Linked DNA regions of Mus musculus: region 2 is linked to region 1. A link is a loop called in an ENCODE intact Hi-C map of the cell type or tissue named here. Cell type or tissue: heart. All regions are shown on one strand.

The links. A loop is a pair of places that touch in the nucleus more often than their neighbours do. Peaks named below come from ENCODE experiments on the same cell type or tissue, not always from the same donor. Only the 100,000 strongest peaks of a DNase experiment are listed, where the experiment ranks them.
Region 2: it touches region 1 in a loop (5-fold over the local background); 9 of 42 quality-filtered maps call a loop at or near these places.

What each region holds. Positions count from the first base shown.
Region 1 is chr7:109,166,750-109,174,749 of GRCm38, reverse strand. All of the region lies in intron 1 of Lmo1 (LIM domain only 1), which reads left to right. Among named protein-coding and RNA genes, the nearest start is that of Lmo1, 4.5 kb to the left of the region's middle. In heart, a CTCF peak has its summit at 4,106 (motif pointing right); a DNase peak (open chromatin) is centred at 4,119; H3K4me3 peaks cover 2,280 bases; H3K27ac peaks cover 954 bases; H3K27me3 peaks cover 6,968 bases.
Region 2 is chr7:109,095,094-109,103,093 of GRCm38, reverse strand. No RefSeq gene overlaps it. Among named protein-coding and RNA genes, the nearest start is that of Ric3, 16 kb to the right of the region's middle. In heart, a CTCF peak has its summit at 4,379 (motif pointing left); no DNase peak of the experiment used is centred here.

The sequences.
Region 1 (8,000 bases):
GCCCCGTGTTCCTCGCCGGGATGAGGAAGTCTCCCCCCCGCCCCGCGCGCATCCTGGAGCCTGTTAGCTGGGCACACTGCAGCCGGGAACTTTCTCTCTCGCTCTTGCCCCATTGCAGGCATCCGGAGCATACAGAGAACCCGTGGGGTGCGGGCTTCCCGGTTGTGGTTGTACCCACCGCCAGCCACTCTCTGGGCCTCCTTGAGTATTTTCATGTTTTTCCATACCGCAGTGTGAAAGGGAGCCCGAGAGGGGTGCTCAGAGAACTTGGCGGATGAAGGTGTATTCTAAATAGTTTGGTCCTTGGGTCCGCCCAGCCTTGCACCTGGGGACTGAGACTTCAGGGCCTACTTGGTGGGTGGTGTTATCTTGGCCCTCTGCAGGGCTAGGAGGTTGCATGCCATCAGTTCACCCAGACTACATTAGTGAGTATCCTGCTGGTTAGGATAGATGGGTGGACTAGACAAGAAGTTTGGGGCCTTTAGGGTCTCCTACTGTTACCAGATCTACCAGACTACCAGGTCCGTTTGTATTAAGAATCTCATTTTCTCTCATTTTTGGCCAGGTGGGTTGGGGTTGGGGGAACCCAGGATAGTTAAGTGTCTTGCTCTGCAGCCCAGGCTGGGATCATATTGCTTTTCTTAAGGAGCCCCGACCCCTAAGACTGCTGTAAACTTTGGGTCTCACAAAATCTAAGTCTACCCTTGGGTCTGACTATTCCCTCCCCCGCCCTCCCCCTCCCCCCAACTGCACTGTAGTTGTCTGGAGAAGTCATCTCTGTACCATCCTCTGGGCTGAGGACATTCATGCCTAGAGTATGACATAGTAGGACAAGGAGACTCCGAAATTTAGAGTTGGGAGCTGCTAATCACTAGGAAGAGGGTCTGTCTGTCTGGTCTCTTCTTTGGTCCCAATAATTACTTGTCTTGTCCTACCATCTTCCCCTATAGTGATCAATTGTCCTGGCTTGTTCAGGACAGTCTGTTTTAGCATAGAAAGTCTGGTAGCAGAGGAAATCCCCGAGTCTTAGGGCAGACCTGTGTCCTTCTAAACCCCTAGCTGTTTAGGGGCTCGTATACAGGGGTGGGGTGGCTCTCATGGAGGGGCAGGGTAGATTTGTGCAGATTTGGCTTAGGCCTTTCTAAGGCCTAACAGTTTATGACTGCAGTTTCTGAGAAGGCCTCTCTAGACTCCCAAAGAGGGAGTTTGCCGACGGTGCACTTCTCCACTGTAAGCTGGCTGCAAATTCCTGTGCATTGGCTGCTTTTGTGCGTGTAGTGGAAAGGCAGAGCATCAGAACCTGGCCAGCAGGCATTCTGATGGCACGGCAAATGATGCTTTACTCTGTCCTGTGGCTGCCACGTGCACAGGGAAAGGACCCTTGTCACCCCTGAATACCTCTCTAGTAACCACTTGGTCAGTGTGTAACCCCATCTTGGAGATAACGTCACTGTGCTTCAAGAAAGGCCCTCGGGGCTCCGGCATGTTGGCCAGCCTCTGAAGATCTCTGGATTAATCTAGCCTGCCTGGGCCCTTAGGCATCCAGTGAAACTGTCCCCCACCCCCAATGCAGGAACCCTTTTCTTTGGATGTTTCTGCCAGGTACAAGGATGAGCTGCTGGGACCTGTTCAGAAATGTGTAAGGCAGCCACCCCCATTCTCTTCCTAGAAACTTTGGGGACTGATCAACTGGTGTCCCCTGGATGTCCCCAGAGGCATTTGGAGGGCATTTTGGAGCACTTTTGGTGTGTTGAAGTGAGATGGCTCGTTCACCACCTGTGGAATGTGTGGAGTGAAAACTGTCTCTTCCAGCCCCAGGGCATCTTAGGATTCCACCCAGGACCTGGGCAAGCCTGAGAGGAGGAAGACAGGAGGGTGCAGCCCACCTATAAGTTTAAGAGAGACCACCCTACATGTGAAGCTCACATTTGGCCCCTTCCTAAGCACCCGGAGACTTGCTGGGCAGCACTGCCACTTAGTTCTGGGGTTCTCCCTTCAGAACAAGTTAGGGGGCCATGCTCATAGCTAGGGTGTAGAGGAAGCCACCTGTGGGGACAAGCAGCCTTCACAGACAGCATCGCTTCCCTGCCCATATGCCCTGCCTGCTTCTGCAGCTCACTGCCTTGTGCCTCAGGCTTGGGAAGCAGGAATCCTGGCTCCTCAAAGGGATGCTGGCCAAGTGGCTGCCTGTTGGGTATCTTGGATGCTGGCATGAGTGGAGGTTCAGACGCAAGAGTGGGAATGTGATCCAAGCTGACTGAGTCGTCGTGGGTCAGGGTCAGGACCCCAAAGCAGGATGTAGGCCCCTGGGGATCAGGAGCAAGACTACAGACCATATGTCTCCAGATAACCCAGAGATAATTCTTCAATGCACTGCCCTTGCCAGGCCCTGTACTTGCTACATTGATTGGCCCCCTCACCTAGCGGGTGGGGGAGGGGGTGGGGGGGAGGCTGCACCAGTTGGGCTGAGGGGGTCAGCAACACTGAAGCTTCCCCTCACACCTTGAGGGCACAGCTCTGGCTGCAGTGGTAGGGGATCAAGCTTGCAGTCCTGAGGGACAGTGAGTCTGAGCAAAATGATATATTTAACATCAAATATACTCAAGGACTATTAGGATTAAGTATTCAAGATGAAGGGGAAAGCGAAACCCTCTGAGCTGCGAATGAGGCATCTCATTAGAAACAGCTGCTCTTCAGTCTCCTCAAAGCCTGACTTCCCTGCCTAGGAGTGAGAAAGGGCTACACTCCCCACCTCATCCTCCTTTAAAGTATGGGGGATGGGGTGCCGCTCCTAGGATCTAAAGGGCAATGCTTGCCTTTTGGTCTCCTGTGTATGAGATAGTGCCCCACCCCACATTGTCTCTGGAGCACCACAGTTACCTTTCACATGCTTTTCTGTGGCACCCTTAGAGCCAGAACAGATGTGACTAGTTCATAAATAGGGAAACTGAACTAGTAACACACCTTTAATCCCAGCACTTGGGAAGCAGACTCAGGCAGATCTTTGTGAGTTCAAGGCCAGCCTGATCTATGGAGTGAGTTCTAGGACAGCCAGGGCTGCACAGAGAAACCTTGTTTAAAAAAAACAAAAAACAAAAAAACAAAATGGGGAAACTGAGGCAAAAAAGGAAGTGATTTTTCAGAGCTGCTATCTATTTTTTTTTAAAGACAGGGTTTCTCTGTGTAGCCCTGGCTATCTTAGAACTCACTCTATAGACCAGGCTGGCCTTGAACTCAGAAGTCTGCCTGCCTCTGCCTCCCAAGTGCTGGGATTAAAGACGTGGGCCACCACTGCCTGGCTTTTGTTAATTGGCAACAAATGGATAGACTCCCAGCTGATAGCTCAGCAAGAGACCCAGCTTCCTACACCTGGCCAATACCAAGTCCTAAGCAACTGCCAGGACCAAGCTCCTAACATCTCTATCTTGAGCCTTCTTGAGCTGAAAGTCATCATTTCCACTCCCATTTTGGAGCTCTAGAATATCTGGGATGGGGGCAGGGCACCCTTGGGGGTTTTAAAGTAGGTGGCCTTCCTGGAGTAGGCAGCCTGGACAGGGTTTTTCAGGGAAGCAGAGTCTAGGAGGAGAGGCACTGGACCTGTTTTCCTTCCTGCTGTGTGAGCAAGAATTGTCAGCTCCACAACAGAATTTTTTCTGCTATATCCAGTGTCTTAGAATAGTGTGTGGTACATAGTAAATGCTCAATAAATATTTGCAGACGAAAAAACACTTTCAAACAGCTATGCTTGCTCAGAGAGAAGCTGAAACAGGATTCTCCCTCTGCACACAGAATCAGGATGTTGATGGATGGTGGGAATGGGGGCAGCATGACACCGCTGTGATCAGGGACAGTCACTGTAGGACTCACAGGAGTTTTGTACCCTGCAAAGGAATTCACTTTACCAGACAACTATAGAATCGACTAGTAACCCTAGGCAGAGCTGGTAAAGAGAAGACATGATTAGAGAAATAGCTTTCCTATGAGGAAACAGAAACCAAGGTTGAAGGGTGTGGGGCAGGCAGCGTCCACCAGAGTGACATGGGAGACCAGGAAGAAACCTTGGTACCCATCGGAGTCATTCGCCGAACTGGAGCGGAGAGGCCTCCAGGTGGCGCTGCAGAGCCGGGCAACCGCGCGTCTCCACTCCCCATTAACCCGGCAGGGAGGGGGGCCTCGGGAAATGTGTGCATTTATTCAGTAGCAGGAGTGCAAACCTCATACATTGAGGGAGAAAGGCAGCGGGAGACGGCCGCCGAGATTCCCCCATCTCTTTGAATATAATTTCAGATTGAGATTCAGATTAAATCCGAGGGGAAAACACTTTATGAGGCTGAAAGCTGTGTCGTTGCCAGAGCCAGGGTTATGAGCTATCAAATGCAATTACATTAAGACAGATTATACTGGGCAAATTGAGCCATTTAGAAGGTGAGAATCAAAGAAACGGCTCTGATCCTCTCTTCCCCCTTCTCTCTCCCTCTCCCTCTCTCTCTTTCTCTCTAAATTGCAGTTCGTAGTTCCTTGCAATTCTGAGGCACAAAAGTAGGTGAGACTGCTTTTGTATCTGCGAAGTGCTTCACTCCTGAATGTAATTCTAGCTGAGTGCAATCTAGGTTAAGAGCCGGACAAGCGGGTAATTAGAGCCCGCTTGCTGCCGGAGGACCGGCTGCCCAGCCGAAGCGCGCCCGGAGTCGGCGCCCTTTTCCCGGCCGAGCCGAGCAGCGGCTGGACACGGAGCGCCCGAGATGATGGTGCTGGACAAGGAGGACGGTAGGTGGCAGGCAGGGGTCCCGACGCCCCCAACGCCTTCACCGCGGCGCGCGGGATGCCACGCACCGGGACCCAGGGACACAGACGCGGGGCCACGCCAGGTTGTGGAGCCAGCCGGCGGCCCGGGGAGGGAGGATGAACCCGAGTGGGGTGGGCGAGCTCCTGGCCTCGCGCTCCCTTGGTCTCTCGGTCTCCGGACAGTCGGGCGGGGCGAGGAGATTCGCCGCGGGGCGGCGTGGAGGTTCAGTGTGCCCTCTGGTCTCCGCGCCCTGGCGCTTGGCGCTGAGCTTTTGGTCTCTGCGGCTGCTCCTTGCTCACCGCAGCCATCACCCCCGCGCCCGCCGCGTAACCCGAGAGGCACTGAGTGCCCAGCAAATCAGCAGCTTCAGGGAGAAAGGAACTGGATAGAGAGCTTGGGGGCGAGCGAGAGCGCGGGAGGACCGCGCAAAAGCCGGGATGCAAGCCCAAAAGGAGAAGGCCAACTGGGTCCTCCAGGGAAAAGCTGCCCACCAGCATGACTTGGTGAGAGGGACGTCTCCTGTGATGGCCTCTATCTCATGTCTCCTTGAATGTGAAGGCGGGAGTTTGAGCCAAGGCAATTGTCCCACCATGGGCCAGTAGCACTTCAGAGAGAGTGGTTTGAGGGTGACCTGGAAGTATGGTCAAGAGCCTGGGTGCATTCAAGACGGCTTCGGAGCTGAGAGGTCACATGGCTGTAGACCACTAGCAGTTGGTTTCATAGATCTACTCTGAAGTCATTTTTACTGGGAGTGCCTTGCACTAAGTAGCCTAAAAGGTAGGGGGGATCCCAACTGTCTTGAAGGTAAAATACAGCCTGTGTCCTGTGACCTAAGACAGGCAGCAGGTCCAGGGAGTGGCTGCCCCAGAATGCCTCGGGTCCTCTGTGTGTTCTGTAGGTGCTGTAGGGAAAGGTGGGCAAGACTGTTGGCAAGCCCCCTGTTAATGCCATTTGGGTGGGGACTGGAAAGGCTAGGAGTAATGAATGGGGCATCCCCAGGAATCCTCCTTTGGGTTTGTGCCTTCTGTCCCCTGAGGTGTGGTTGCCGTGACGACCGCTGGAAACTTAAGTGACTTGTTCAAGGTCACACCAGTGTTCAGTTGGTTGCTGTCTCATGCAACTGTCCCGGACTAACTATATCTTCTGAGGTATCAGAAGGAAAAGGCTTTTAAAAGGTTCAACCTGGGTGGATGTATGCAGGGAAGGCATAGGGCCGAATAGTCCCCAAAGATAGGCTCTTGGCGTGAGTGAAGGAAGAGATAAAAGGGGATCTAGATGATTCTGGGCTGGCTGAAGGATAACAGCATCTTCAGCACATTCTCCTCTATTCACAGACCCTGGAGTTCCAGGAGGCCATCAGAGTACTGGGCTGGTCCTGTTTTATGTAGAAGATGAGGTCTGGGGTCAAGCCAGACAGGGAGAGAAGAGCCATTGATTTGGCTGTTTTCATCAGTAATTCCTTATCCTGTGTTACTTCAGATCACTCTCGCCCAGCTCCAGAGCTCTCTCTTGGTTATCTACAGGGACTGTCACTACGAGAAGCATGTGGAAAACAGGGTGCATCTTTAACCAAAGTTATCCCACATGCCCAGCTCCCCAGGTCTAAGCCAAGAACCCAGAAGACCTGAGTTTTGTATGAGGGAGCCATCAGTCTAGGAAGATTAACTATTTGTTGGCAAGATGGCATTTCCACCTCTTCCCAGGGTCTGCCCTAGAATGGTATGGGCTCTGGGGACATGCTAAAGGGACTGCATGTCTGGAGGCCTTTATACTTGCCGGGTAACTGGAGATCTTGGGCATATGATTCCCAATGGTCTTCACCAGAACTACAGAGGGGAGCTCAAGACATCACTTCATCTCTTACCTGTACAGCAAAATAATATGGCGCCTTTCACCAATGAATGGTACTACTGGTCTCTGGGGTCCATGACAATGTAAGGAAAGCAGGTGGCTGGGTTCCTGAAGGTGGCATCTGCATTGGGGAATGAAGAAAAGCTGTGTTTACACTCACCTGCCTTTCCACACCTACTGCCTAACTTCATACACACTTCTGCCCTACCAGAATGCAGCCTTCTGAACTGCATGGCAGATGTGGTGCCCTAGGCCCTAGGGTGTGTTCCTCTGCTGCACAGAGCACCCATTGTCTGGCAGCAGCAGGACCTCAGGCCTCCCATTAGTCTCCCCCAACACCTTTTTTGTACCCAACAGCATCTTGTTGAGAGAGGCTGGGTTCTTCTGGTTGAAGTCGGCTCTGCCAGCTGCAGAGGACCAAAGCCCTCGCTCTGCTGGGCTGTGGGGCTTTCATGTTGCACTTCTGAAAGATAATAAAATATCAATCGTTTTGCCCTAGCAACGGGTTTAAGAGACTTTCTGAAGTATTGAATCGTCAGAAAAAAAAAATCTTTTTTTTTTTTTTTTTTGCTTTTAAGCACAGTGCATTATTAATAAAGTGATCCATTAGGTCGAGCAGTGAAGGGTCACCACAGAGACAGAAAGATCTGTTTTGCAAATGGTTAAACTTTGGGTTTTAAGATTAATTGCTTTCATTTGGACGCTTGCTCTTGGCCTAGCTATCTCCACTTTACTGGAACTCAGGGTTCAGGCTTTCTAAATGCTGTGGGTCTCCCTGTCAGCAAAAGGGGTGGTGAGCTCCTCCAACTCCCCTGGAAAGAGAGCCCATCCCCTGGCACCTGCAGCTTGGGCTGGCACCAGACTATGGACTTGAAGTGTGGGCAGAGGAGACTGAAGTCCCAGGGGAGCAAAGAAACTCCTACCCTGAACCCTGCAAATCAAATTTGACCTTTACTGATGGAGAAGTGATGCCCACCCCACTCCACCCCCTCAGTGGGGACCAGGCTGAAGAGTAAGACCTTGAGCTGTGAAGGCTTAGGCAAGAGAGGATGCTGTGGGCACCCAGCTGGGAATGCCAGCATGTTCCCAAATGCATGCTGGAGCAGGGCTGGTCTGGGTCTAAAGGCCTCTGTAAAAGCCCAGCAGGATGGCTTGGGTGACCACAGGAAGCAGCAGGCACATTGTGGAACTAAACAGCAGACATGATTCCCAGAACATTTTTTAATAAGTAAAAAATGCTTAAGGAGAAGGGAAGCTGGGTTGGGGAGGACCAGACAGTGGAGTCTTCAATTGTTAATGACTGCTAGGAACACAGCCTCACAGCTGACTCAGTTTGTCTGTGCGGTTGCTGCCAGCAGGGCCT
Region 2 (8,000 bases), 72 kb after region 1:
GAGCGTGGCATGGTCCCTTCCCATGGCTGTCTGAACCGTCTGCTTCTTCCCTGATGCTGGTTAAGAGGTGATCTAGGGAACACAAGGTTCAGGGTGGGGTTCTAACTATGGGGATTTGTGTTCAATAAATCATGAGGGCAAAGACAGGGACATTTAGAGAAATGATCTCCATGATGTATTATCCAGCTGGCATCTCAACTCAGGATATCAGATCCATGTACAAAGCTTAGAAGCAGACCCCTGCATTCCTGCTCCCTTGACCTAGGCTTAAGTCCCCTCAGCCACCTCTGAGACAACATGAACAAGTTGGTGGTGTGTGGCAGATATGATTGATGTTAATCTTTTCTTTTCCCTTTTGTAGTGTGGTTTGGAACACCTAGTCAGGATTCCTAACTTTTGAATCTAGAGTGGTTTGAAGAATGATCTAAAAGACAAGGAATGTTATACAAGTTTTGACCTTGGCTTTTCCAAGAGGCCATGTTTATAAGTTCAAGTTAGGTTGCTAATTGGTAGGGGATCTGTAGTGTCTAACTTAAATTCAGCTCATTTCTAAAACTTTGAGCCATTGTATGATGCAATCTTGGATCATTCTGCCCCTATTTGAGTCCCCACAAAAAAGCCAAGGCTAGATCAACCAGACAAGACTCAAATTGTCAGAGTCACACAGTAGCCCATAGACTCATGAGAAATAATAGTTATCATTAGAAGTCACAACTTTAGGGGATGCTTGGTTTATTATGCAGCAAAAGCTAGCAGATACAGAATGGAATGGAGAAGACATAAAGGTGCACTATCCTATGTAATAAAGAGATTATGATCAGTACTTGATATATAACAGGACCATTTCTCTTCTGCAAAATGCTGTCCCTTTCTCCCTCTGGGCTGATAGAGCCCTAAACAAAAGAGCATGTCTTGACAAGGTATTGCAAATAGAACACAGCCCCATTTGTCCCCTTAGACTCCCTTGTACATGTACCAGTCGCTCAAATTGTAATAGCCTCCTTGTGTGTCATCAAGGAACCTAATGTCCTCTTCAGACAGCAAGTGTACTGTGTTGTCTCCTAACACAGCTAATTGGATGGGAATCTGGTACCTGACTGGAAATGGTGGGTTATCATCTTTCTCTTGTTAACGGTAAAATGTGAGTAATACAGATTTTATAGTGGACTAGATGGTTGTAGGTGCATCTACAAAGGTCTTACAGTAAAGGTCTGGGTTTGAGTCCTGAAGGGCCATAGTAGGTTACGGCAAGCTGAAACTGAACAGTTATGAGCAATGATGACTAGCAGATGAGTAGCAGACACAAGGGCTACGGATTCATTGGGCGGAGGACAGGACAACAAGGACTGTGAGACCTGCTACTGAGTTCCTTCAGCCACCAAGATCAGAAAACCAGCTTTCATCCAAGCTACTGGGAATCAGCCAGGGTCCTGTCCTTGGTTTGTAAATGTTCAGACTCTCTGCTTATTCACCTCTTGTACTTGGGTTAATCTAAATAATACTACCCCTTGTTTGTTAAAGCTCCCCAGGTAACACAGAGCCATATCTCCTCATAGATCCAATGGCAGATGAATCCCAGCACTGAAGCGTCTCTGTCTTCTCCCTGAGTCTTGGTAGGACAGATCTGGGAACAAATATAGCCAGGGCCAGCAAGAAACAGCTATACACCAACTCCTCAGTGCTCACAGTCACTCCTGAGCCTGTCCATGACTCCGCTCTTCTACCCACTGTGGAAAACTCTCTGAACATCTGCTGTCAGTTCACACCAGGAGAAGCCGTGGCCACCTACAAAGGCCTACATTCTATACCAGGTAGGAAGATGCATGTTCTCAGCTTCTAACTTCTCCCACTAGGACCCAGTGGTCTCAGAGTGAGAAAACCCTATAAAGTTCACCCTGTCCCAGTTTTAAATGAGAAATCAGGGCTCACTAAAAAGAGTATCCCAGGTCACAGATGCTGGACAGAATCAGGAAATAAGATGTGTAAGAACTGGATCCCTTATTACCTGCCTCCTTTCTATTTCAAAAGATTCCCAACCAGTTGGGAAAGCCTATAAGATAAGTACAGCCACTAAAACAGTGTGCATTCATGCACTATTTTTAAAAATAACTTTTTAATTTAATTTTATTTTATGTTCTTTGGTGTTTTTCCTACATGTAAGTCTGTATGAAGGTGTTAGATCCCCTGCAATTGGAGTTACAGGCAGTTGTGCGCTATCATGTGGCTGTTGGGAATTGAACCCAGGTCCTCTGGAAGAACAGCCAGGACTCTTAACCACTGAGCCATCTCTTCAGCCCCCACACACACTATTTTTGGCCATTCATTATCTGTCAAGCTTTACTTCAATCACAAATCCTTTAAGTAATGCAATCTTCAACATTCCCTCTGGATCAACTCAACCCTGAGTACTTCTCAGGGCCAATGGCAGAACCAGAACCCACACACTCTAAAAAGCCAGTTCTCAGAGGTCCCTAGAGGGTGACCAAGGGATAGCTACCATGATCACTCTTCTGTTTTCCACACTAGTGGTGCTGATGGAGTACTGCCCCAGAGTCTCACCCTCTGCCTGTTCTGGAATAAGAGGCATGAAACAGACCAACCTCGGAATCTACCCTTCCTTCTACTCTTCCTTCTCCCTTCATGAGTTTTGCGGCTTCCCTCTGTGGGGGCTCATCCAGTGCCTCACAACTTTTGTGGTATACGTCTAAGATTCTCATCCTGTAGAAGAGGAATCTGGGGCTCACAGACAAAATCATTCATGCTACACAGAGAGCAGCAAAGTGAAGGCGAGAAGGGAAGGCCAGAAGCTGTCTGACTCCATAGTCCAGCTACCTCTAGGATGCTACAACGGGCATCTGAAAGTTGCGAAGGAGCAATACCTGGGGGCAACGGTGAGAGCAGGCACAAGCTAGAGTGTCTCTTCTTGGTCCAGGCTAGTCTAAGATCTGGGATCCCACTGGCTGCTTCCTTCTGGATTAAATAGAGCTGTTGATTCAACCTGAACCTGACATCCTGAATCCCAGACCCGGGTGGGGTGGGGATTATATTAGTTATCTTTCTCTCACTGCTGTGTTAACATATGGCAAGACCAACTTAAGGAAAATTTCCCTTACCCTCTGTTCCTATGGTGGATTATGATTTAGAAAGTACAGTCTTCCGTGGTGAACAAAATACAGCAGCTGGAGTGTGATATGTCCAGTCACCTTGTATCTGCACTCAGGAAGCAGGGAGAGATGGATGGAGGGCTCAGCTAGCTTTCTTCTTACCTGCTCTGTATTCAGTCCCAAGGGATGGTGCTGTCTCTGGTCAAGGTAGGTCTTCCCTCCTCAGTTAAACTACTTTGGAAATGCTGTAACAGACATAACCAGAGGGGTGTTTCATAAAGAAGTCTAAATCAGTCAAGTTGACAATGAGGGTTAAGCATCCTAGGACATTTGTGGGAGATCCTATTTCAAGCGTCAGGGGATGGGGGGACCCAGGACTCAGCAGGTGGAGGTGGGCAGGGGCTAGCATTCTAGGTGCTATTCTTTGGGGAACAATTGTGGACATGGGCTGTGTTCTAGTTTCATTTTGTTGTTGTGATTAAAAAAAAACACCCCGACAAAAGCAGCTTTAAGGGGAGTGAGGGTTATTCAGTTCACAGCTTCAGGTTACAGTCTATCGCTGTGAGGAAGTCATGGCAGCCAAGAACATGAAGCAGGTAGTCACATCCAGTCAAGAACAGAGAGAGATGAGCGAATGCATGTTTTCTATTCATCTCTCCATCTCTACTCTTAGACAGTCAAGGACCCCAAACTCAGGGTCCACGTCTAGGCTGGGCCTTCCCACAATCATAATGTAATTAAGACTCTCCCCCCCACAGGCCAAGTCCATCTAGGAAATCCATACTTGAAACTCTCTTCTCAGATGATTCTAGAGTGTTACAAGTTGACAATTCAAACTAGCCGGTGCAGCTGGGCTTGCCTTTACTGCAGGATCACCACATAGAGTTGAATGTCCTGGGGAGAGCTATCTCAAAGCAACTTTAACTTGAGAGAGTTGCAGCAGCAGAGCTGGCCAGGTAGCAGTGAGCTTCCTTGGTGGGTACCATGAGGACTTGGGGTCAAGTCTGAGCCCCATCCAGACCCTCATGAATCTGAGCACAAGGCACAGCAGGGTGAGCAGGAGCATCTGGAGCAAGGGGAGAAGCTTGCCATGCTGACCACATTGCTCCTGGATAAGCCTCTTCGCAGCAGAGCACATGCATAGTGGGTGAGTCTATAAAAGGACAAATGATCCCTATTTGACCGATGCCCTTTGATGGGCAGTGACCCTTCCTGCTCTATAGCCTGCAAAATTCTCATCCAGAGAGCCCGAACCATCACTATTCACACACTGCCATCTGCTGGGGGACAAGAGGACTGATCCCAAAGCCTCAGTGACATTAGGCCCAAGGCAGAATTTACCTCTCACTAGCTGCCTTGCCTGCTTGCCTCTTCTGGCTTCCCAAGTGCTACCCTACACCTCATGCGGGAACCAATCCCTTTATCCCTTGTGTTCTGCTCCCCAGCCACCCCCCTTTAGGTAATTACTCCTAAGATAGACTCAGTACTACCACAGAGGTGCAGGCCCAGAGGCTGGGGTTTTAGCAAACCATAGGATTGCTTAGGGATACAGCAGGGAGGCTTTGGGTAAATGTGTCTGGGGTTGAGGTGGTGCCTTCTGTCAGGCAGGGAGCACGGGAAAGGGAGATCAAAGGGAGATCACCTACTGGAGGTCTGGAGTGGTGCTATATGGATATACTGCCTCTAGTCTACTCAAGGGTTGCAGGCCCAGAAGAGTAGGGTAGACAAGTCCAAAGCTGCCTTGAAGTAAGGAGTGTGGTTGGGGTTCTGTGTATCTGCATACAAACGGAGAGAACAAATTAGGGAAGTCAAAGCCTAGTAGATGGCTAGGTTAGCAAAATGTTTCCTGCACAAGCACAAGGCCCTGAGTTCAAACCCCCAACACCAATGTAAAAGGTCAGGTGAAGTGGCATGTGACTGTAATTCCAACACTGGAGGGGATGGATCTAGGAAGACTGCTAGAGCTTACTGGTCGGTCAGTCTGGATGAATCAGAGAGCTCTAGGTTCAGAGAGAGACCTTGTCTAAATAAAATAAAATAATAAAATAAAATAAAATAAAATAAAGTAAAATAAAATAAAAATGGGTGGAGACTGATTGAAGAAGATACTGACGTTGACTTCTGGCATCCACATATACAAGCAAGCATGATCATACATTTTCATGCTCACATATGAACATGCACAGATAGGTATATACCACACATCGACACAATACCTCCACACACCAGCACAAAAATACCTAGTGGGATAGAGGAGGGGGAAAGCAGCCTGAGACTTCCCATCAGAAGTGCATATTTTATACATAGGAAAACTGAGGGTCAGAAATATGATGCATTCCTGACAGGAGGGACCATGGGAACTCTGTGAAAGGGCTTAAGATCATCTAGTCTAATCCCCTCACTTGGACAAGGGAAACTGAGCCTCTGGGGCGACAGCAGAGAGGAAGGTTGCCACACTATCTCGCAATATCTGTCCTGCTTTTCTTGGGCACCAGACTGTTAGAGCATGAAGTGGTCAGGCCCTAAAATAGGCTCTGCTGAAGAGAGTGGACTCCGAGGGTGGGGACTGGGGGTGGGAGGCTGTGTGAGCTTCTGGGAGGAGGAACCAGCAGCCACTGTGTCATCCTGTCCTGCTGGAATGCTTCCTCCATCTGCCTCGCAGCTTAGAACAGGGCCGAGATGGGCGGCTTATTTATTCCCATGCTTTTGTTTACTCATCTTTTATTCGCTCACATCCTGTCACTGTATATTGTTTACATTAGAAATCATATGGATCCCCACACTCCCTCTTGAGGAAAAAGTCCAAGAGTCCAGATTGTTCTAAAGTTGTGAAAATGGTGGTGGTGGTGGTGGTGGTGGCATCTTGTCTCCATCTTCCCTGGAGTTCCCAGCAGGATGCAGAAATTCCTCATTGTGCTTAGCTCAGGGCTGAGACCACCTAGACACCCCACCCCCATTCCTAAAATGTGTATCTGACCTTCAGCTCTTCAGAGGGACACAAAAAGGGGGAGGTAATAGCTCAGTTGGTAAAGTGCTTCACACACACACACACACACACACACACACACACACACACACACACACACACACACACGAGGTCCCAAGTCCAATCCCCAGAATCTGTTTTGTTGTTGTTGTTGTTTTTAACTCAGCCGGGTGTGGTGATACAGTTTGTCATGCCCAGCACTGGAGAGCAGATAAAGGCCTACTTGGCAAGTGCTGGGCCAATGAGAAAAAGCTGTTACCATTAAAAAAAAAAAAAAAAAAAAAAGGTAGCTAGTGTCTTACGACCAATACCCAAGAGTGTCCTCTGGCCTACACATGTGCAAGGACACCTGCACATGCATGAACATGCCAACATACATAAACGCACTTGAAAAGAAGGAAAATAAGCAGAGAAAGTATAATCTGCAGGGAAACAAACCTCACATCCTTGTCCTGAGCTGACCATGATTGGTTAGTCTGTAGCAGCAGCTACTTCAGACTATCTGAGCAGAATCCAAGCTAGTCTGGAGGAGAGCCTCACATGGCTGCAGATGCAGAGACCACAGAAGTTCAAAGGCAAAGGATCTGTGGAACCAACAGGTAACCCCATGGGGTGTGATGTGTGAACCAAAGCAAGCCAGGAATAAATGCAACACGCCCTGGTGGGGCCCAGAGGGTGGGCACCTCTCATATTTATAGATTTGCACCTAAGTGGGCTTAGAGAGTCTGGAATTCTGACCAGATCCTGAGTTTTTAAATTGGGCTGAGCAGATGTGCCATGCAGCTGTAAGAATGAACAAGGGAAATTGACACCTACATATTCAAGGAGGACAGAGGCATAAAACATTGCTTTATTTGATGTGTGTGTGTGTGTGTGTGTGTGTGTGTGTGTGTGTGTGTGTGTGTGTGTACACTCATGTATGTGTGGCTCCACATCTGAATATAGTTGCACAGACTTGTGTGTGAACATGAATGAGTGGTAGCCAGAGGACAACCTTGGCAACCTTAGGTTCCAGGCCTCAGATTTTGTTTGCTCAGAGACAGAGTCAATAACTATGCTGGGGCTTACTGAGAGGATAGGCTGGCTAGCCAGCAAACCCTAAGGAACTGCCTGTCTCTGGTTCCACAGCCCTGGGATTACAAGAGAACAGCACCATACCCAGATGACTGTCTATGTAGTGAGTTCTAGGCTAACCAAAAATACAGAGTGTAACCTTGTCTCAAAAGGGTTGAAAGGAAGAAGAAAAAGAGAAAGAGGAAGAAGAATGGAAATAGAAAACTGGTTGGTTTTTGTTTGTTTCCATTTTTTTACAACAGTGCATTACTCTATTTATCTAACTGCTTGCATTCCTCACCACAAATAAAAGTGATGGGGGTTGGAGAGATGGCTCAGTGGTTAAGAGCACTGGCTACTTGCTCTTCCAGAGGTCCTGAGTCCAATTCCCAACAACCACATGGTAGCTCATAACCATCTGAAATGGGATCCGATGCCCTCTTCTGGTGTGTCTGAAGACAGCTACAGTGTACTCATATAAATGAAATCAATAAATCTTTAAAAACAACAACAAAAATAGCAAAAAACAAATAAAAGTGACAAACAAGAGCTGCCACCTTACAACAACCTTTTATGAGCACATTCTAAGAAACCCAAAGAAATTCAAGGAAGTGGCAAAAGATTCTTTATTCTCAAGCTCTGTTTTTAAAAAGTGAGTTAACATATTACCAGATATTAGAAGTTGCTAATATATTCAAATTTAATACATCCTATATCTGGATATGTTTTATCCTTAAAATATTTGAAAATAAAATAAAGAACAGACATTGAAGAAAGGCCTGTCGTTTCCATGTTGCTATGAAACATCATTTAAAAACAGCCAGCCACATATAGCTTGATAAATGCAGTCTAAATCC